Linked DNA regions of Homo sapiens: regions 1 and 3 are each linked to region 2. A link is an interaction called in ENCODE POLR2A ChIA-PET data of the cell type or tissue named here. Cell type or tissue: MCF 10A. All regions are shown on one strand. Links, peaks and the distances in the headings refer to the core of each region. The heading gives the core; the rest is flanking DNA.

Region 1 (7,640 bases), core at 995-5,994, 110 kb after region 2:
TGAATAACAAAGAAGTAATGTGTTCTGTAGCATTTTTAAGAACATATTTGCATTTTATTTTATATAATATCAATATATTATATATCAAAAAATATGGTTGGAAGTTAGGTGAAGAACAATAATCTTTAAAAATTACAGGCTTCTTATTTCTGAATAGAACATTTGATTTATGTAGTATAAATTTGTTCTAATTGGTCATATTGGTTACAGTTACAACAGTCATTGGAGACACATAAAGCTTAAGGCAGGTTGCCCTATGTAGAACAAATACTAGATACTTTAATTGTTCTTGGTATTTGTATTTTTGTTTTATTGCTTCCTATTTTGTTGATACTCATAATGTTCACTTAGACATTTTAAGAATTTGTCTCAAACAACTTAGAAGAAACCTTTCTTTTCTCTTAAATGTCAGATTTTAGCAGCTCTGAAACTAGCCTAAACATTCAGGATTGCCTAATTACAGGATTCTAATGCTGGTGAGCAAAATGAACCAGATTTGTTCACCTAGATGCAAGTGAAGCTTCAGGCCACTCTGTTCCCGCTGAGATTTAGAAACAAGAAATGTCTCTGTGCTGTGTATATTGAACTTGTACCGTTAGTCATATGTGATGGGAGTACTGTTGAGAATGATCCCAGTTGCTGTGAACAGTATGTAGAAAATCTTGCCTGATGACATTGAACAGACTTTTAATAGCTACTCTGCAGATTTATATTTTCTGAGTTTAGTGTTTTGTTTCATTGTAATGATAGGGATAATGGTTGTGCTTTTTGAGTTATCGAACAACTTTGTATTTTCTATTTTCTTTGTACACAGCCCTGAGGATCTATAAGGGATTACATAATACAATGTGGTTATTTGAAGTGCCATTTTGGAGAATGGGCACTTTCTCAGATAATACCTTTCTAAAATATAACTGTTTTCATAGTTGAACTGCAAAAATCTGTTGGTTTGCACAATGCTAAGTTAGGAATTCCTTAACTCTTCAGCTAAACTTTACACTGTGGACCAAACTGTACTTTGTTATCTTATCAGATATATATTGGGGCTATTATTCCCCTGGGAGCAGCTGAGAAAGATGGTCGGCTCCGCGCAGCTGATGAACTAATGTGCATTGATGGAATTCCTGTTAAAGGGAAATCACACAAACAAGTCTTGGACCTCATGACAACTGCTGCTCGAAATGGCCATGTGTTACTAACTGTCAGACGGAAGATCTTCTATGGAGGTGTGTGAACTTGTTCCTGCTCTGAAAAGTTAAAAAAGAAACAAAGATACTAGTCTACTTCCTGTGTAGTTTTGCAGGTTATTTTATTACATTCAGTAGTATCTAAGATAACCCATTTGGTGTGATCCAGGGCCTCACTGTGGAAGGCTATGCAAACACAAAAGGATTCAGAAATAATACTACTATAAAAAAATAAATTTTGGGCTTCTATATTAAGATTATTTTCATATATTGATGCATTTTGCAAATGTATTATAGGTGGGAGTATTGATTTAAATCCGGTTTTGTTTTGTTTTGTTGAGTTGAGGTAGAGTCTCACTCTGTCACCCAGGCTAGAGTGCAGTGGTATGAGCTCAGCTCACTGCAACCTCCACCTCTTGGGTTCAAGCGATTCTCCTGCCTCAGCCTCCTGAGTAGCTGGGATTACAGGCACACACCACCACACGGCTAATTTTTGTATTTTTAGTAGAGACGGGGTTTCACCACATTGGCCAGGCTGGTCTCGAACTCTTGACCTCAAGTGATCCACCTGTCTCAGACTCCCAAAGTGCTGGAATTACAGGCGTGAGCCACTGTGCCCAGCCTAAATTTGTTTTGTTTTTTTTTAAATAACAAATACAAAATTATTTAGTCATACCAAGATATCCCACTAGCTGAATATACAAAGATTTTTGGATCCCAGTGAAATCTGAGCTACTAAAGGAAAGTAGGATGTTTCTACTTGAGAAGTTTTAGTATAATTTAACATTTATTGAGTGCTTACTATGTCCTAGATGCATGGATTATTTTATTTAATCTTCACAACACTATGAGGTCATTATCTAGTTCTATGATTACTCAGAGAAAGGTTGAGAAACAAATAACTGGTAAGAGGTAGGGCCTGGATTAAAAGTTGCAGTTTAATTCAGAGATCAGGGTTTAAACCATAGCATTAGGATATGAATATCTCTTATAGTTTCTCGCCAGTAGCTTTATGAATAATTAAATAGAAATTCTTATAAGTGAATTCTTTCCACTTTAAAATTAAAAAAATACAACTCTGTAGCACAAGAATATAAGCCTCATGAAGGTATGAATTTTTATTTGTGTAGTTATCTGCTGTAAGCTCGGCACCTAAAAGAGTGCCTGTCTGGTACAAAGTGGACATTAATAAATGTTGTTAATTGGATGAATATTTACATCACTCTTAAAAATGAGGCACTGTATTTTTTATTGCAACATTCAAAGTAAAGGCCTGCCTCCTTTGGTAAATACCAGGCATTTAGAATGCATATAGATTGTAATGCAGTACTGCCTCAATTTGGTTGTGTTGGAGGCCAAATGTAACTACTTACAGTAAAATTGTGATGTTATACAACCTACGCTCTTCCCTGGAAAGAATCATGAAGAAGTTTCATAGTAGTTTGGTATTATTGGAGACATTTTAGCTAATACATTCTAACTATGCATTTTGAAAAAAAAAAAGAAAAAAACATATTCTTAAAACCATGTGAATTTTCAGCCAGAAAGAGACCTTATAAATATGGACATGACTGCAGTGTGTTGTGGTTATTATTAACGATGGTTTGTACCAAATTATGGCAAAAAATATGCCCTTTTTAAAAAATCAGTTAGGACTTTGTGTCATTCTCAAGTTCTGATGTCATCCTTGAAGAGCAGAAAAAGGTGTAGGTTAATTGGCCATTTGTCAGGAATTTCATATGACCCTGTCTATGCCCAGAAGTGTTTGCTATTCATGTGGACAGCTTGTTATGTGTCCCAGCAAGTTGAGGGGTGGAGGTTGGGGAGGTTGAAGGCTGAGAACTGCTAATGATGAACTCATCTTATATCATCACTCAGGAAACTGCAGTTGCAAAACACATCATATAAGACAAATCCTGTACAGGTAGCAAACTGTTATAATGGGGCAGCATTTCTGCCCTGATGCTTTAACCTCTAAGACAGACATCAATGAATATCAGTCACTGAGCTAAATTATATTTATAATTGATTTTAAAAGGAAGTTCATGTGTCATTCCTCATTATGTGTTTCATTAAAATTATTGGTCCATGTTATAAAACTTGATGGAACTAAAACAGTTTTAGGAAGAATTTTTTTACTATCAAATCTCACAGAAACTTTGAAAAGCTTCCTTTAAAATGAGATCATGAGGTCAGGAGTTCGAGACCAGCCTGGCCAATATGGTGAAACCCCATCTCTTCTAAAAATACAAAAATTAGCCGGGCATGGTGGTGGGCACCTGTAATCCCAGCTACTCAGGAGGCTGAGGCAGGAGAATGGCGTGAACCCAGGAAGCAGAGGTTGCAATGAGCCGAGATCGCGCCACTGCACTCCAGCCTAGGTGACAGAGCAAGACGCCATCTCGGGGAAAAAAAAAAATGAGATAACATGAGATTGTATGTATTTTTCAGTAATCCACTCTGAGTATTTGGGAAGTCGGATGGACTGCTGTTGCCTACATCTGCACTCAGATTATACCCGAAGCTCACATGTGGGGCTGCTTTTCTATTCTTTATGTTATTAGAAACTGAATTTTTCTGTGAGAGGCTTAGCATAAAAACACTTTAGTCACCAGAAATTATGATGTTCCAGACATATCAAAACTGATCATGTTTATTACAGAAAAACAACCCGAGGACGACAGCTCTCAGGCCTTCATTTCAACACAGAATGGATCTCCCCGCCTGAACCGGGCAGAGGTCCCAGCCAGGCCTGCACCCCAGGAGCCCTATGATGTTGTCTTGCAACGAAAAGAAAATGAAGGATTTGGCTTTGTCATCCTCACCTCCAAAAACAAACCACCTCCAGGAGGTAAGGGCTATTGTATCTTATTGTCTCTCCCTGCAAGTCCAGTTTTCTGAGGCTCCCACTGGAGTTTATGAAATAATTAGGAGCTATGTATAAAATGCCTTAGGTACTTATCTTTTTAAGAATGGTGAATACTTTCCTTATTTTCAAAATTAGGTAATTTGAACCGAACCTTCCAGGCTTCAAGTTTATCTATTATCTCACATTCTATAAAATATTTAATAAGTCTCAGTAGCTCCATTTGCCTCAAGGTTATACTGAAGACAGTATGTCATAGATATGGATTTAATGAAAGGTATAATGCTGACTTTTAAGAAAATGGGGACATAGGTTTTGAAAATTAGGATAAATCGTGTATGTAGAAAATAGAGACTAGAAGCAATTGAGAAGAAGCAAAGCAGATTAACAGAAAAATCTTGACCCAAATATGTCGTAGATATTTTATGTTATTATTTAATAATAATTGCCATAGTCCAGCTATAAATTACCCTTGTTGAATGATAAGAGGCATACCTTTTATAAATGTTTCATTGAAAGGTAAAAATTTTGTCAACAATTGGAAAATGGATCTAAATATCTTGAACCAAGTTTAACAGAATATTCTAATCCAGAAGATGAATGTATTTATATCAGTTCCATGATCAAAGGAGGAATTACATCTGATATATTCAGGGCTGTTACGATTCAGCAAATGAAATATTTGTCTTGATATTTCTATAAAATAATAATTTTTAATATAATTATAAAATCCAGTTGAATATGAGAACCAGCTCCAAGTCAAATAATAAAAATCTTTGACCACATGAAAATGTGCCCTTGCCTTTACAAGTCAGTTTGATTATGTTTTGAATAGTGAGATCCTTTTAGACCAAGTGGTTGCTAAAACCTTAGTTTAAAAAAAAGAAAACACTTTTAGGAAAGTGTTGTGAGCCAAATCAGTTTGCAAAAATCTTGCTAAAATTAATGGAAATGTATAAGGGAAAAAGAGTCCATGACATGGATGAGTTATTGCTATAGTATTAGGTCACTGCTCACTGATGCTAGTTTCCATTTTCCCAAAGCAGTTGCCATGGAAACACTTGGAACTGGAACTGTCACTGATGCTGTGAGGATGATAATATGGCGTGTGTCAGAAAAATGAAAGGAAAGCAGCTTTTAGGTGGTTTTCATGTTGTATCATTGGAATCAGTATTTCCAAAAACAGATAACCATTTAGGATAATGATATTGTCATTCTCGTAACATACAATAACACCAGGCATTCAGATTAACTAAAACAGTGAAAGTATTACTCTAGTAGATAGATGCTAACCACTTTCTATATTGAAGATATTCCCTTTCTAGCACTACAGAAATTTGGGGAAAGTCTAGTGTTCACTATAAAACTAAGCTATATAGAGGAATTCAGTAAAATAAGTTTCATTGCTTAAATATATTTAAGCATATTTTTACATTTATTTATATTTAACATTTATGTTATATTAAATTTTAATATATTAAGTATTTTTATTTGTATATATTGGTAAATTTTTAAAAATTTAAAAATCTTTAAGTAGTTTTATATTTCCTTGTTTCAATCATTTTTTACTATTGTGATGGTTTTACCTATGGAGATACTTCATCTCTTTAAGATAGTGTCATTAAGTGTTGTGTTTTGTAATCCAACAAACTTGGATTCAAGTCCTGCTTATGTCTTTTAATAGCTGTCTGATCTTGGGCAAATTACTTTCCCTCCAAGAGCTCCAGTTTCTTCCACAAAATGAGGATGATAGAGACACTCCCTGTCTCATGAATGTGAGGATTAAAGGAGACAGGGTATGTGAAGCCCTTAGCCAAGGCCTTCAGTAAATGTTAGCTGCTGTTGCTTGTTGTAACTTCTGCTGCCATTGTTATCATCATCATTATTTAGAAAATTGTCACCGTCTCTTAACTTTTCTTTTAAAAAAAAACTTTTAAAAGTTCATCAATACTTAATAATGAGATAGGAAAGAAAGCCCAATTAAAATGTAAGATTGAGGCAGCAGCTAACATGTGGCAGGAGATGAGTATTTGCAGCTCATTAATTATCAGGCTGAATGGTAAATTAGGCTCAGGTTGTTGATGAATTTTATGTAAAGTACTTGAGATTTTCAGTCATGGTGTAAAACCAGAATTGATAATTTCACTGAAATGCTAGTTAATAATCTCATAAAATGTTGAGGCCTGAGAGTATTCTTGTTAGAATTTTATTTTTCACATATAGACAGAAAAAGGGTCCTGGGGAAAGCTCCAATGAGGAGTTTTCACTTACAGAGACTGAACACTTGCTGCAAACTGTATGACAGAGAAGGTTTGGTTCAGAAAGGAGTTAGCACAGGTGGAAAGGCAGGAAACCTGTCTCAGAATAGATCAGTATTTTCTTTTTCTTTTTTTTTTTTTTGAGACAGTCTTACTCTGTTGCCCAGGCTGGAGTGGAGTGGTGTGATCTCGGTTCACTGCAACCTCTGCCTCCCAGGTTCAAGTGATTCTCGTGCCTCAGCCTCCCGATTAGCTGGGATTACAGGCATGTGCCAACACACCTGGCTAATTTTTTTTGTATTTTTAGCAGAGACGGGGTTTTGCCATGTTGGCCAGGCTGGTCTCAAACTCCCAACCTCAGGCAATCCACCCACCTTGGCCTCCCAAAGTGCTGGGATTACAGACATGAGCCACCGTGCCCAGCCAGATCATTCTTTATGGACCTCATCTCAGGTATTTTCTGATGACGTATGTCTCAAGAAGAGTTCCTAGTAGCATCTGTGGTACCAGTTATGGAATTCTGAGTTTCTCTACTGTTGACTTTTTCAAAGATCAGGGATCCAGGTCTAGCATCCTCACAATTTGTCTAAGTGCTGAATGAATGGAGTACTTAGAAAAGGCCTCTATTTAAGATTAAGAAGACTCGGCTAGTTTTTGCTTTACTAGTACTTCAGAGCTTTTAGTGTTATTCCTTCTTATCATGTAGTTTTCAGTTCTGGTTGCAAAGGATTTCTTTGAAAAGGGAACATTTCCAGTTACTGTTCTTTGTTTTCCTGAAAAGAAATGTTTTAAGAGCACTAAAGTGATCTCAGGATCTAGACAAGCCAGGCTATGAGACAGATTTAGGCCAAAGATGAATGAAGATGGATAAGTTGGCTTTATGGCAAATGCCTGTAGACTTTGTGTATCAACAAAAACAAGGCAGGACTGAAGGCTTTTCCCTAGCTATGTGAACTCTAAGGGGTTACCTTGAACAGTTTCCCAGTCCGTTTAGAAAATGTTCAGAAGCTACCTTTCTACTGGTCTGTTTGCTATTTTTAACTGTTCCGGTGACACTGCTATAAATACTAAGACAGTAACAATCTGACTGCTTTTACCTTCCCTCACCCAGACAACCAGCCCTTTAGGAAGTTGTATACCACCATGCACCAATTCTTTTTACCACATTGCTCGCAGACTGAGAAAGGGGACCACTAAGATTTCAGAGATTAATTCTATTTAATGCTTTCCCAAGTCTGAACAAACTCCTTTTAGTGAGCCAAGGAACTGAATGATTTTCTTCTCAGAGTATCTAGAAAGAACACTATGTTTGAGTAAATCTTTTGTAAG
Region 2 (7,640 bases), core at 1,577-6,576:
GTTTATCCGTTGACTGAGAGTTTCAGTTAAAAGAGAAATGATTGCAATTTATCCTAGGAATGGTGAAAATAATATTTATTTTGAAGACAGCTGACCAAAGAAAAGCCTACACAAATAGTCTCAGCTTTCATGTAGAACTTGGAAGTTTTTTGTCATAATGGTCCACTATGTTAGGCCTCCTTTTCCATTAATGACATTTAAAGGGCACAATTTTTCACAATTTGGTTTCCAGTTTGTAAAACTTTTTTTTTCATTATAGTAACATATTTTCACTGCAGAAAATTTGAAAAACAAAAGCTATGAAGAAAAATGTTTTTAAAGAAAAAAGTTTATTTAAGGCCGGATGTGGTGGCTCACTCCTGTAATCCCAGCACTTTGGGAGGCCAGGGCGGGTGGATCATGAGGTCAAGAGATCGAGACCATCCTGGCCAACATGGTGAAACCCCATCTCTACTAAAAATACAAAAATTAGCTGGGCGTGGTGGTGTGCGTCTGTAGTCCCAGCTGCTCGGGAGGCTGAGGCAGGAGAATTGCTTGAACCCGGGAGGTGGAGGTTGCAGTGAGCCAAGATCACGCCACTGCACTCCAGCCTGGTGACAGAGAGAGACTCCGTCTCAGAAAAAAAAAAAAAAGAAAAAGCAAAAAGTTTATTTAAAATGCTTTTCAAAATCACAAGGTAATTACATCCTTTGATAATACCTTAAGTATTGTTAAGTATTTAAGAATGAGTTTGTTTTATGTGTGTCGCTTACATTTTTTTTAATTAATTAATTTATTATTATTATACTTTAAGTTTTAGGGTACATGTGCACAATGTGCAGGTTAGTTACATATGTATACATGTGCCATGCCGGTGCGCTGCACCCACTAACTCGTCATCTAGCATTAGGTATTTGCATATATTCAGTTATGTTTAATTTGGATTCATACCAAATATTTTATTTTGTAACTTGCTTTTTTTCATTTAAAATATATCATGAGCATTGGACTGCATTGTCATATATTGAAGCATTACTTTTTTTTTTTTTTTTGAGATAGGATCTCATTCTGTTCCCCATGCTGGAGTGCAGTGGTGCGATCATGGCTCACTGTAGCTTCGACCTCCCTGGCTTAGGTGATCCTCCCTCTTCAACCTCCCAGGTAGCTAAGACTATAGGTGTGCACCACAACGCCCAGCTAATTTTTTGTATTTTTAAAATACAGACAGCATTTTACCCATCTCTACAAAAAATAGAGATGGTCTCGGACTCCTGGGCTTAAGCGATCCACCCATCTCAGCTTCTCAAAAGTGCTGGAATTACAGGTGTGAGCCACCATACCTGGCCAAAACATTACTTTTAATGATGTTGCTTAGTGAAAGGGTTTGTGTGTCTTTGAAGTCTACAGTAAAAGTATTTTTCTAATATGAATTTATTGGAAACACTATCAGTATAACAATCACATTATTTAAAATGTCATTTTTGCACGTTTAAGACAAGCGTTTATTTAGCACTATGCTAGATATTTTGGAGGATACAGAGACACACAAAACATAATTTCTGACTTCACACATGCTTAAGATCCAGTGAGGGAAGCAGACACGTACCCACTGTTCTGTGGCAAGAACCAATGGGGAGGAGAGATGAAAAGATGACCTTCTTAGTGTGGACTCCAGAGTTCTGCCCACGTCTTGTTTTCAGAGCAGGTGGACAAGCGGTCAATGTGCAGGTCTTTTGCTTTAACCTTATTTATGTGTACACAGCACTGTAGATTTATGTGTACACAGCACTGTAGAGCACTAGTTAGAGTAGACACAAAACTGAAACCACTAGATAAAACAATTGGGTGTGGAGGTTAGAAGGGTAGAGCTGGGTGTTGACAGACTGGTGTAGTTGCCTCAGAAGTGAGAATATAGATATAGATGCAATAGCATTTTCCTCTGGGGCACCACCTCTTTTTCTTTACATCTCAGATCCCTGGCCATGTGTCTGACAGTTTTTTAGAGAAATGATTGTTATTTGTAAATACATCATACACAGAAACACTTGCTTTTTTAAGCAAATAAAAATCATAAAAACAAAAAAAAGTCCACAGCATGATGGGTTTTAGTTATACATAATTTGAATATAAGGGAGCAATTTTGATGCTGCATTAATGTGGAATTCTACATGTGATAAACAGTGTTAGACTTTTAGAATATATATTTTTAGTTTGGTAGAGCTCATGGATTTTCCAGATGTATAGGCTGCTTAAGCCAAAGAGTTCTTTCTCTAGCTATGATTATAATTCTTCTGATTATAAATGCATTAAAAAATAATAAAGGAAGGATGAAGTGGAGGAATGTAAGAAATAAGAAGGAAGGGGAGAGAGAAAAGAAAACCTTTCTGGGCATGTGTAAGGAAACCAGCAGGCTTGACCTTCAAATGCCAGTGATATGTAGGACCCAGGGCAACAGATGAAATCTGACCAATACATTTGTGATGGCCCCTTCCAGGAACCTATGGAAAGTGGACACTCCCATTTTAATGTTTACTATTGCCATAATTCGTAATATAGACGAAGAATGTGACCTTTGTTAGCAGGAGCCTTTCTTGTGACTGCTGAGGTGGTGGCTCTATTATGTAGAATATAATAACATTGCTTCATTGCTTTAGTCTGTTTCTTCAAACTGTAACTTGAAAAACTGACTAGTTTTAAAAATGGAAATGGCTCAAGAGACTCCAGAGTATTTAATGCTTTTCACACTTGGGACTGGAGAGGAATTTAATTATATAAATTATTTTAAAAATCCATTAAGTTCCTGCTTGCCTGTAACGAGCGTGGCATACTTAGAGAAATGTGTAGATATAAACCTTCTGAGTTTAAAACCTTGGATATATTCTTTTAAGTAGGAGACAGACTAGAAATAATGAGAAAGCATTTGAACACAGATGTGGAATATAGAGGTGACCAGAAAGAATATGTTGATAGTTGTTAGCTTATGGGAATTGCAAAGGGTTTTAGTGTCAGACCTGAGTTAGTGGATGTTCTTTTAAATTATTGTTACAAGGTTCTGCGTAACCTACTGGTCTATGGAACTCTTATCTCAGATTGTGTGGACTCTTCCTCACTTTCTAAGAGCCAGCAACACTGGATTTCTCTCAGTTCCTCTAACCACTGTGTTCTTCCCCAGCTCAAGTAAGTGCTGTCGCATGTCTTGTTTCCTCTACCAACATTTCCCCCACTGCCCTTTTTGCCTTGCTGGCTCCTATTTATCTTTCAGATTTCAGCTACAATGGCACTTAGTGAAGTCTTCCCATAACTCCCAGATTTAGGATCTAAGTTGTAAATTCCCACAATACTCTGTACAGTAGTCCCCCCCTCCTTATTCTTGGGGGATATGTCCCAAGACCCCCCAGTGGATGCCGGAAACCATGGATTGTACCAGATCCTACATATACTATGTTTTTTGATCTAATAACCCAGACAGCTACTAAGATAGCTACTGAGTAACTAATGTGTGGGTAGCATGTATGGCATGGATATAGAGATGATACAGCAGGACAAAGGGATGACTCACATCCCAGGCGGGATGGAACAGGACGGTATGGGAGTTGAGTTCATTGCAGCACTCAGAATGGCATGCAATCTAAAACTCATTAATTGTTTATGTCTGGAACTTTCCATTTAATACTTTCAGACCAAGGCTGACTGTGGGTAACTGAAACCGTGGAAGACAAAACGTTAGATAAAGAGGAACTCCTGTACTTCTCTTTTATAATGTTTCCACGTTTGAAATTTCTTCTTCAATGTTTATCTTCCCTGCAAGACTTTAAGTTCCCTTTGGGCTCACTCTCATTCACTGCGTTTAGCCCTAAGTACCTACTCCTCAGAACTCAGAAATGACTAGACTGTGTCATGGAAAAGTAGGCTGTTATGAAACAGGAAACCTGTACTCTATAAGCTTATGCAAAAGAAGAAATTCATCAAAAGGGACCATGTCTCTTACACACACAGGTACATACGCGTGTGCACACACACAAACACACAGAGAAAGAGAGAGGGAGAGAGAGAAAGAAACAGGGATATTCTAGGACAGCGCTTACAATGTTTACAGTGTAGGCTCTGAAGACAGATTGACTGTGTTCACATCCCAGGTCTGTCACTTACTAGCAGTGTAACCTTGGCCAAGTTACTTGACTTCTCAATACTTTAGCTTCTTACCTATAAAATGGGAATAATAATAACACCTACTTCAAAGGTTATCATGAGGAGTGAGTTAAAACATATAGCATATACTATAATAAATATAATTAATATGTATATAATAATGATAATAATTCTAAAATAACAGCCCTAGTCATCAGTGTTTCCATTTCTTGTTCTTGTCTCATTCCTATGCCTCTTCCACAGAAAGAAGTGTTTTTGGCTTTTCCTGCTGTAGACTTGTTATACCCAATGGTGCCAGAAGATAATCGATTCAAATGGTTAGCTTAGCCTTATTTTATATTTCAGTCCAGATACCATTTTGTGAATATGTTTTAAAATGTTAATAAATAAAGAACAAAATTTGATGAATTGACATATAAACTATAATTAAAACCTACTTTAAAGACTCATAGAGCTTGCTGCTTTAATGAAGAATTGAAGAAATTGATGAAGAATTTATTTTAGTGTTTTGACTGAGCCAAAATAAAATCAGTTTCATTGTTGAAGAAACACAGTTTAACATAAACTTGTAGATAGACTATTAAAGAGTGCTGTATCAGTTAAGTGAGCACTGTCTTCTAAAATTTCATGTATTCAAGGATGGAGAGGGTCAAATGAATAGTTAAAAATACAAATTAAGGCCAGGCATGGTGGCTCATGCCTGTAATCCCAGCCAGCACTTTGGGAGTCTGAGGCAGGCGGATCACTTGAGCTCAGGAGTTTGACACCAGTCTGGGCAACATGACAAAACACTGTCTCTACCAAAAATACAAAAATTAACCTGGCCTGGTGGCGTGTGCCTGTGGTCCCAGCTACTTGGGAGGCTGAGGTGGGAGGATTGCTGGAGCCCCCGAGGCGGAGGTTGCAGTGAGCCGAGATCGCACCTCTGCATTCCAGCCTGGTTGACAGAGTGAGACCCCATCTAAAAAAAAAAAAAAAAAAATTTAAACTGATTAACTTATTCTATTTTCTAGGTACACACTAAATCTATAAAAACTAAACTAAATCAATAAAAATAAACCATGGCCTTGGCCTTTAGATAGCTGACAATTTAGGTTTAACAATGTATATGGTATTTTTGAACAGCTTTTGTGTCATAGAATGAATATGTTTTACTATGAAATGTATAGATACTGATTATCTAGAAAAGCATTGTAAATACTTTTATTTTTACAAAGAAGTAGACAGTTTGATTTATTATTTTTTAGGGATCCCCTTCCTTGAGCCAGGGAGCCAGTCTGGCATTAGGCTAATCTTACCACTTTCATGGAGGCTTCCCTTACTGCTATAGATCTCATGAGGTAGAAGAAGTAATAAGAGGGACTGCTATTCTGAGTCCTGGTCTAATGGAAAAGGACTAGTTTGTAATATTGGTTGTGTGTTGATGTGGTTGTATTGAACAGTTTATTGGGAAAGTCACCAAGTTGTCTTACAGACATCATTGTAAAGAAGAGAACTGAAACATGGTTATGCCCATCCTTTGCCTTTAAGGAAAACAGATATTTGCAAGATTATAGCATCTATGGCTGTGATTTCAAGGCTAGAGAGTTCTAAAAGAAAAATTATTAGAAGAAATTCTTATAGGTGTACAAAATGCCCTGAACAGCTCAGGTTTCTTAAAGGATGTGCATGATTAATAGATGAAAGGAGCACATAATCATCACACAGTTATACAGTGCTAAGACTTTAAGAAATAAACATTTAAGAATTTTCTCTTCAAAGGCCAAAATTTAAAAGGAACTAAGATGCCTCAGAGTGCACAAAGAGCTTTTAAGGTTGTGTTTGGAGCAAGAGCAACAAGAGGGAAGAGATAGCTCACTGTCTGAAGAAGATATTCTTAATGTCTGTTTACAGGTAAAAATCAGACCTATACAATTCTTACTTTGCTTCTATAATCTTGCAATAGCAGAAATCCTTTTCCTATAGTAAAAGGTAAAACAAACAACCTGAAACAGAGGAAATTAAACAAACAAACAAAAAATATGAGAAGATGGAGTATCATTCACTTTAAATGAATTTAAATTTTCAATACTGAAATGTATTGCCTCCCAGGAGTTGACGGACTCAGGTATAATCGTAGGGTTATTGTCACTTTTTTTTTTTTAACAAAATATAGTTTTTTGTTTGTTTGTTTTGTTTTGTTTTTTTTTTACAAAATCACTGAGAATATGGGGTAAATACTTGGAGACAAGAGAGAGACAAATGTCCTAGTTTCCAAAAAGGAATAAAGTATATTGCAAAAACCCAAGACCAATTCCCTACTTTAAACTGTGGTAAAATTTGAAGAGATTGTAAAAAAATGAAATATTGTGTTTAGAAGAGAATGGGATGATCACCATGAATCAATATGAATTTATAAGAATAAGACATGCCAAAATGACCTCATTTTTTTTTTGCTTTATTTTTAGTTGTATAATTGCTATTGGATTAGAGAATAGTAAAGACATGTTGTATCTTGACTTTCGCCAAGTGGTTGACAGTGTTTCCTTAACTATCCTTGTGGAAACATGATGAAATTAGATTGTAATTAGATTGATTTACAGCTGCTTGCCTGGCCATTGCCATGCCCGCATGCCCAGCGTTTAGTTAAATAATAGTTACTTTATATACTGGTTCCTCACAGAGAACTGGTGGTGAACATTAATTTGCATATATTCAGAAAGTATGGATTTGTAGTTAACGAGTTTTTTTAAGGATTTGTATGTTGAAACTTGAGTTCCTGGATTTATTCATGATTGAGGTTTCTGTTAGGGACTTTTTTGCAACCAAGCTGTATTTGTAAGATATATAAATCTGTTTTTAATTTACATATGTAACCTTGACTTATAAATTACTTAGAAGCCAAGGCGTAATATTAGCATTTAGAGCAAAGTCTGGCTATGTTAAGAATGCTAACGTTATGAAGAATCTTTTCTTTGTTCAGTAACAACTATAGTAAGCTCACTTGGATGTTTTTCATACCCTTGAAATGTCATTCCTGTGAACTATCCCTAAACAAAAGGCAGATGTTCATATACAAATTGATAATACAGATATATTCAGCAGTGTCTTTCTGAGTTAATGTGTCTGTTGGCCTTCTGGTAATCCCACAGTCAGCTGCCTGTTCAAGATATTTACATATTTTTTAAAAAAATACAAATTCCCTGGAATCATATCAAAGAGAGAACCATATATTTTGTTCACTTAGGAAGTTCTTTTGGCAGTCCATGATGGCTGCTACATCCAATATATTTTTTAATTAATTGTTACTTTTAGAGAATGCAAGTCCATAGTTAACTTATTAAACTTTCATAATTGATATTTCTTTGATGCTTGTAATATTTTGTTTCTAGCCTCAAAAAAGTGTGATAACTTTTTTGAATACTTGCAGATGTTTACATAAAATATCACATTTATTTATTTGCTTATTTTTGAGACAGAGTCCCACTCTGTTGCCCAGGCTGAAGTGCAGCCGCACGATCTTGTCTCACTGC
Region 3 (7,640 bases), core at 1,602-6,601, 98 kb after region 2:
TGACTTTCTGTCTCGTTGATCTGTCTAATGTTGACAGTGGGGTGTTAAAGTCTCCCATTATTATTGTGTGGGAGTCTAAATCTCTTTGTAGGTCACTCAGGACTTGCTTTATGAATCTGGGTGCTCCTGTATTGGGTGCATATATATTTAGGATAGTTTGCTCTTCTTGTTGAATTGATCCCTTTACCATTATGTAATGGCCTTCTTTGTCTCTTTTGATCTTTGTTGGTTTAAAGTCTGTTTTATCAGAGACTAGGATTGCAACCCTTGTCTTTTTTTTGTTTTCCATTTACTTGGTAGATCTTCCTCCATCCTTTTATTTTGAGTCTATGTGTGTCTCTGCACGTGAGATGGGTTTCCTGAATACAGCACACTGATGGGTCTTGACTCTTTATCCAATTTGCCAGTCTGTGTCTTTTAATTGGAGCATTTAGTCCATTTACATTTAAAGTTGATATTATTATGTGTGAATTTGATCCTGTCATTATGATGTTCGCTGGTTATTTTGCTCGTTAGTTGATGCAGTTTCTTCCTAGCCTCGATGGTCTTTACAATTTGGCATGATTTTGCAGTGGCTGGTACCAGTTGTTCCTTTCCATGTTTAGTGCTTCCTTCAGGAGCTCTTTTAGGGCAGGCCTGGTTGTGACAAAATCTCTCAGCATTTGCTTGTCTGTAAAGGATTTTATTTCTCCTTCACTTATGAAGTTTAGTTTGGCTGGATATGAAGTTCTGGGTTGATAATTCTTTTCTTTAAGAATGTTGAATATCGGCCCCCACTCTCTTCTGGCTTGTAGAGTTTCTGCCAAGAGATCCACTGTTAGTCTGATGGGCTTCCCTTTGTGGGTAACCCGACCTTTCTCTCTGGCTGCCCTTAACATTTTTTCCTTCATTTCAACTTTGGTGAATCTGACAGTTATGTGTCTTGGAGTTGCTCTTCTCGAGGAGTATCTTTGTGGCATTCTCTGTATTTCCTGAATTTGAATGTTGGCCTGCCTTGCTAGGTTGGGGAAGTTCTGCTGGATAATATCCTGCGGAGTGTTTTCCAACTTGGTTCCATTCTCCCCATCACTTTCAGGTACACCAATCAGATGTAGATTTGGTCTTTTCACATAGTCCCATATTTCTTGGAGGCTTTGTTCATTTCTTTTTATTCTTTTTTCTCTAAACTTCCCTTCTCGCTTCATTTCATTCATTTCATCTTCCATCACTGATACCCTTTCTTTCAGTTGATCGCATCGGCTCCTGAGGCTTCTGCATTCCTCACGTAGTTCTCGAGCCTTGGCTTTCAGCTCCATCAGCTCCTTTAAGCACTTCTCTGTATTGGTTATTCTAGTTATACATTCGTCTAAATTTTTTTCAAAGTTTTTAACTTCTTTGCCTTTGATTTGAATTTCTTCCTGTAGCTCGGAGTAGTTTGATCGTCTGAAGCCTTCTTCTCTCAACTCGTCAAAGTCATTCTCCATCCAGCTTTGTTCCGTTGCTGGTGAGGAACTGCGTTCCTTTGGAAGAGGAGAGGCGCTCTGCTTTTTAGAGTTTCCAGTTTTTCTGCTCTGTTCTTTCCCCCTCTTTGTGGTTTTATCTTCTTTTGTTCTTTGATGATGGTGATGTACAGATGGGTTTTTGGTGTGGATGTCCTTTCTGTTTGTTAGTTTTCCTTCTAACAGACAGGACCCTCAGCTGCAAGTCTGTTGGAGTTTGCTAGAGGTCCACTCCCTACCCTGTTTGCCCGGGTACCAGCAGCGGTAGCTGCACAGCAGCGGATTTTCGTGAACCGTGAATGCTGCTGTCTGATCGTTCCTCTGGAAGTTTTTTCTCAGAGGAGTACCCGGTCATGTGAGGTGTCAGTCTGCCCCTACTGGGGGGTGCCTCCCAGTTAGGCTGCTCAGGGGTCAGGGGTCAGGGACCCACTTGAGGAGGCAGTCTGCCTGTTCTCAGATCTCCAGCTGCGTGCTAGGAGAACCACTGCTCTCCTCAAAGCTGTCAGACAGGGACATTTAAGTCTGCAGAGGTTACTGCTGTCTTTTTGTTTGTCTGTGCCCCGCCCCCAGAGGTGGAGCCTACAGAGGCAGGCAGGCCTCCTTGAGCTGTGGTGGGCTCCACCCAGTTCGAGCTTCCCGGCTGCTTTGTTTACCTAAGCAAGCCTGGGCAATGGCGGGCGCCCCTCCCCCAGCCTCACTGCCGCCTTGCAGTTTGATCTCAGACTGCTGTGCTAGCAATCAGTGAGACTCCGTGGGCGTAGGACCCTCCGAGCCAGGTGCGGCATATAATCTCCTGGTGCGCCGTTTTTTAAGCCCATCAGAAAAGCGCAGTATTCGGGTGGGAGTGACCCAATTTTCCAGGTGCCGTCTGTCACCCCTTTCTTTGACTAGGAAAGGGAACTCCCTGACCCCTTGCACTTCCCGAGTGAGGCAATGCCTCGCCCTGCTTCAGCTCGCACACGGTGCGCTGCACCCACTATCCTGCACCCACTGTCTGGCACTCCCTAGTGAGATGAACCCGGTACCTCAGATGGAAATGCAGAAATCACCCATCTTCTGCGTCGCTCACGCTGGGAACTGTAGACCGGAGCTGTTCCTATTCGGCCATCTCGGCTCCCACCTGTTTAGTTTTTTTGTTTGTTTGTTCGTTTGTTTGAGACCAAATCTCACTCTTGTCATCCAGGCTGGAGTGCGATGGCAGAATCTCGGCTCATTGCAACCTCCGCCTCCTGCGTTCAAGTGATTCTCCTGCCTCAGCTTCCTAAGTACCTGGGATTACAGGCGCACGCCACCATGCCTGGCTAATTTTTTTTCTTTTTTTGAGATGGAGTTTTACTCTTGTTGCCCAGGCTGGAGTGCAGTGCTGCGACCTCGGCTTACTGCAACCTCTGCCTCCTGGGTTCAAGCAATTCTCCTGCCTCAGCCTCCTGAGTAGCTGGGATTATAGCACATACCACCACACCCAGCTAATTTTTTGTATTTTTAGTGGAGACAGGGTTTCATCATGTTGGCCAGGCTGGTCTTGAACTCCTGACCTCAGGTGATCCACCTGCCTCAGCCTCCCAAAGTGCGGGGATTACAGGCGTGAGCCACCGCGTCTGGCCTAATTTTTTTGTATTTTAGTAGAGATGGGGTTTCGCCATGTTAGCCAGGCTGGTGTCGAATTCCTGACCTCAGGTGTACTGGGATTACAGGCATGAGCCGCTGCGCCTGGCCTGAGCCACCACGCCCAGCCAGTGGCTTCTTAAACTCAAGAAATAAGGTGGTATTTAAAGATAGACTGACCCTGTCAAAAAGTGGACAAAGGATATGAACAGATACTTCTCAAAAAAAGACAATTATGTGGCTAACAAGCATATGAAAAAAAGCTCAACATCGCTGATTATTAAAGAAATGCAAATCAAAATGACAGTGAGATATCATCTTACGCCAGTCAGAATGGTGATTATTAAAAAATCAAGAAACAATAGATGCTGGCAAGGCTGTGGAGAAACAGGAACGCTTTTACACTATTGGTGGGAGTATAAATTAGTTCAATTAATGTGGAAGACAGTGTAGCAATTCCTTAAGGATCTTGAACCAGAAATACCATTTGATCCAGCAATCCCATTACTGGATATATACCCAAAGGAATATAAATCATTCTACTATAAAGACACATGCACACGTATGTTTATTGCAGCACTATTTACAATAGCAAAGACAGGAACCAACCCAAATGCCCATCAATGATAGATTGCATAAGGAAAATGTGGTATATATACACTATGGAATACTATGCAGCCATAAAAAGGAATGAGATCATGTCCTTTGCAGGGACATAGATGAAGCTGGAAGCCATCATCCTCAGTAAACTAACACAGAAACGGAAAACCAAACGCTGCATGTTCTTATAAGTGGGAGTTGAACAATGAGAACACATGGACACAGGGCCGTGAACAACAAACACCAGGGCCAGTCGGGGGTTGGGGGACGAGGAGAGGGAGAGCATTAGGACAAATAACTAATGCATGTGGGGCTTAAAACCTAGATGACGGGTTGATAGGTGTAGCAAACCACCATGGCACACTTATACCTATGTAACAAATCTACATATTCTGCACTTGCATCCTGGAACTTAAAGTAAAATTTAAATATATATATATTTATATATGATATATTTTATATATCATATATATAAATATATATAATATTAAATATATATATGATATATAATATATATACACTATATATGATATATATAATATATATGATATATAATATATATGATATATATAATATATATGATATATTATATATGATATATATAATATATATGAGATATATATTATATATATGATATATAAATATATATGAGATATATATTATATATATGATATATAAATATATATGAGATATATATAAATCTATATATATATCAGGGGTGGAGGAGGATTTCTGGCTATAGGGGCTATAGGAACTTGACAGGATTCTTGCTGAATGCAGGCTGAGGTGATCAGGTAATCACCTGGAGAATGGTGGGGAATGAGGACTTAGATCATATATCAAGAGTGGGTGATTCTGGCTAAACCAACTTAGCAGGATTCCTGCTAAAGCTGGGCTCTGGAGGACATGCCAAGGATGAGGCCTACTGAAAAAAGAGCTCAGAGGAACCTGTCTAGAGTTTGGTTAAGGACAGCGTCTTTTTCAGTGTATGTATATATACATACATACAGATATATAAATAAAATTAATTTATTCAAAAAATATAATACAGTTTGTACAAGTAGTCAGTGGAGTTATTTGCTTCTGTACTAAATACCTACTGCAATGTGCCTAGCTTTGCATGGATACTTAGATATGACTCAGAGGGTATACTAACAATGATAATATAAATTATCAGGGTTTTTTTTTTAATGATTCACTTGAGCTTGAAGTCAAAATTCTTTGCTACTGAAATAAGTAGGATTTTAGACATTTATACATACATTTTAGAGAGGAGTTAGAAAAGGGAGAAGGTCTGTGTTAGAAATCTATCTTTTCAGCAGTTAATAGAGGTTTCCAAAATTCAAATTTAGTTGCTAAATTGTAGTTATTTTTGCCCCTCTAGCAAAAAAATTAACTTATTTGTTGATTTTAATATTTTTAACATGATTATGTTTTTCCAGGCGATGTTATTGTAGACATCAATGGCAACTGTGTCCTCGGTCACACTCATGCAGATGTTGTCCAGATGTTTCAATTGGTACCTGTCAATCAGTATGTAAACCTCACTTTATGTCGTGGTTATCCACTTCCTGATGACAGTGAAGATCCTGTTGTGGACATTGTTGCTGCTACCCCTGTCATCAATGGACAGTCATTAACCAAGGGAGAGACTTGCATGAATCCTCAGGATTTTAAGCCAGGAGCAATGGTTCTGGAGCAGAATGGAAAATCGGGACACACTTTGACTGGTGATGGTCTCAATGGACCATCAGATGCAAGTGAGCAGAGAGTATCCATGGCATCGTCAGGCAGCTCCCAGCCTGAACTAGTGACTATCCCTTTGATTAAGGGCCCTAAAGGGTTTGGGTTTGCAATTGCTGACAGCCCTACTGGACAGAAGGTGAAAATGATACTGGATAGTCAGTGGTGTCAAGGCCTTCAGAAAGGAGATATAATTAAGGAAATATACCATCAAAATGTGCAGAATTTAACACATCTCCAAGTGGTAGAGGTGCTAAAGCAGTTTCCAGTAGGTGCTGATGTACCATTGCTTATCTTAAGAGGAGGTAAGTAAAAGCACAACATAGAAAAAGTTTCAGTGTTCAAGCGTTTATATCTACTGATTGTCTTTCCTTACAGTTTAGAATGTGTTTTCCCAGCAGACTTAACTAGTAATTAGTGTGCATTTTCCTTAAGGTTCTGTCTGATTGTTTCCATAAGCAGTGTCTTTTTCAGCAGTTTTTAAAAAATTATTAGTGATTTCATTCATGTCCATTATGGATTTATTTCCCTCTGTATTCTTTTGAAAATCTGATTCATGGCTTTAATGATTAGAGAGAGTCACAGCATTGTGATACTTCAAATGAAATACATCCTCTTAATTTCATTTCTCTGTTGATGACAGTAATAGAAATTGACTCTTTCAACCAATGGTGTGTCATCTGGACCTCTGTAATGCACCAAAGATGTTTTGAAAGAGCTAGCATCTCTGTGGATAAGTAAAATGTTGGATGGTGTATTAATCTGTTCTGCAGAGGCAATCATGATAGCATGTGCTCATAAAGTTTTCATCTTAAGCTCTAGTATCTGACTGTAAATGTTAATTAAACCACACAGTGCTTATGTGAGAGAAATATAATTTTTATTTTCCAAGGTCATCAGCTGACATGAACTCCTCCCAGACATTTACAAATTCAGTTCCAAGGAATAATCACAAAGTTGAATTTTAATATGCTTTCTTAAATCCATACTTATAAGTGACTAGTATCTTAAAGAATAAAAGCCACTTACTCTTTTATCTCTCTGGATTTTACTTTTCACTATTGAGGCAAACGAGCACTTCAGCTTCTTTGGGAGTTGTTTCTTATTCTCGTTTCTTTGATTCACATGGGTTTCTTCTCTGAGTGATGGTGGAATGTGCTCCAAGTAAGGTAGAAATCTCTTTGTGAGTGCTTGAGAGTAATCCAGGGCTTCAACAAGTATAACAAAGACACCAAAGTTCAATGTCACACAGGTTTGATGTCAGTTTCCTGCCTTGCCACTTACTGGTTCTTTGGTATAGGAAAGAATCTTAGTTTACCTTCTCTGTAAGATGGTCATAACATTTGTGCCTTCAGATTGTTATAAAAATGAAATGAGATAATATATGTATAATGCCTGGTACATAGGAGGTTAGACACAGAATTTACTAGCGTACTAAAAGTTGAAGCTAGTTTTATCGTAAACATTAGCAGTATTTGTGATCTGGGAATGCATCCTCTGGTTTTAAACTTTGGTTCATTTTTTTTTTAAGGTCCTCCTTCACCAACCAAAACTGCCAAAATGGTGAGTATACACTGGTCCTCAAATCTTTTCCCCAACACACTGAGAGAGATGCCACATTCCCCTCTGTAAGAGGAGCTCACTGTGGTGATGATTATCGACTGGGAGAAGTTAGGAGGCATGCTGCCCTTGGCTTGTATTTATTAGAAACTAGGGAAGCGTTTGAAAAAGCCCCCTAGTGAGGAGATGTGCTCCACTGGTTAAGTATTGCAACTGGAGGATTACTAAAGGCCTATTGTACCAATAATCCTGTTCTCTAAGTTATAAAATGTGAACACATTAAAGAACCAACCTAGAGGTCTTTTTACTTTTGTGTTTCAGAGAAACAAGGTAGGAAGGACCTAAATGTTAAGACAGATGATAAACTATTACATCGTCTTGCCCCTGCCTGAAGAGAAGACGTACTAGTTCACATAATTTTGTGGGGACTATAAATATGCATGCACCTTTAGATAATCTTCTTACTTTTAAGACTAAATTAGGCTTATTTTTTTATTATTTATTTTTTATTTATTTATTTATTTTTTGAGACGGAGTCTTGCTCTGTCGCCCAGGCTGGAGTGCAGTGGCGCTATCTCGGCTCACTGCAACCTCCGCCTCCGGGGTTCAAGCGATTCTCCTGCCTCAGCCTCCCAAGTAGCTGGGACTACAGGT

The links. Peaks named below come from ENCODE experiments on the same cell type or tissue, not always from the same donor. Only the 100,000 strongest peaks of a DNase experiment are listed, where the experiment ranks them.
Region 1: POLR2A ChIA-PET joins it to region 2 with 5 read pairs; 3 of 35 experiments call an interaction of 5 or more read pairs at or near these places.
Region 3: POLR2A ChIA-PET joins it to region 2 with 5 read pairs; 3 of 35 experiments call an interaction of 5 or more read pairs at or near these places.

The regions. Positions count from the first base shown.
Region 1 is chr1:113,649,981-113,657,620 of GRCh38, forward strand. It overlaps MAGI3 (membrane associated guanylate kinase, WW and PDZ domain containing 3), which reads left to right. Exons shown (of 21, transcript NM_001142782.2): 14 at 1,034-1,226; 15 at 3,850-4,038. Among named protein-coding and RNA genes, the nearest start is that of PHTF1, 110 kb to the right of the region's middle. In MCF 10A, for the core only: no CTCF peak of the experiment used is centred there; a DNase peak (open chromatin) is centred at 3,001.
Region 2 is chr1:113,538,776-113,546,415 of GRCh38, forward strand. All of the region lies in intron 1 of MAGI3 (membrane associated guanylate kinase, WW and PDZ domain containing 3), which reads left to right. Among named protein-coding and RNA genes, the nearest start is that of MAGI3, 150 kb to the left of the region's middle. RefSeq lists a silencer at 1,652-1,946. In MCF 10A, for the core only: no CTCF peak of the experiment used is centred there; a DNase peak (open chromatin) is centred at 3,546.
Region 3 is chr1:113,636,786-113,644,425 of GRCh38, forward strand. It overlaps MAGI3 (membrane associated guanylate kinase, WW and PDZ domain containing 3), which reads left to right. Exons shown (of 21, transcript NM_001142782.2): 10 at 5,126-5,731; 11 at 6,958-6,989. Among named protein-coding and RNA genes, the nearest start is that of PHTF1, 120 kb to the right of the region's middle. RefSeq lists an enhancer at 1,879-2,380. In MCF 10A, for the core only: no CTCF peak of the experiment used is centred there; no DNase peak of the experiment used is centred there.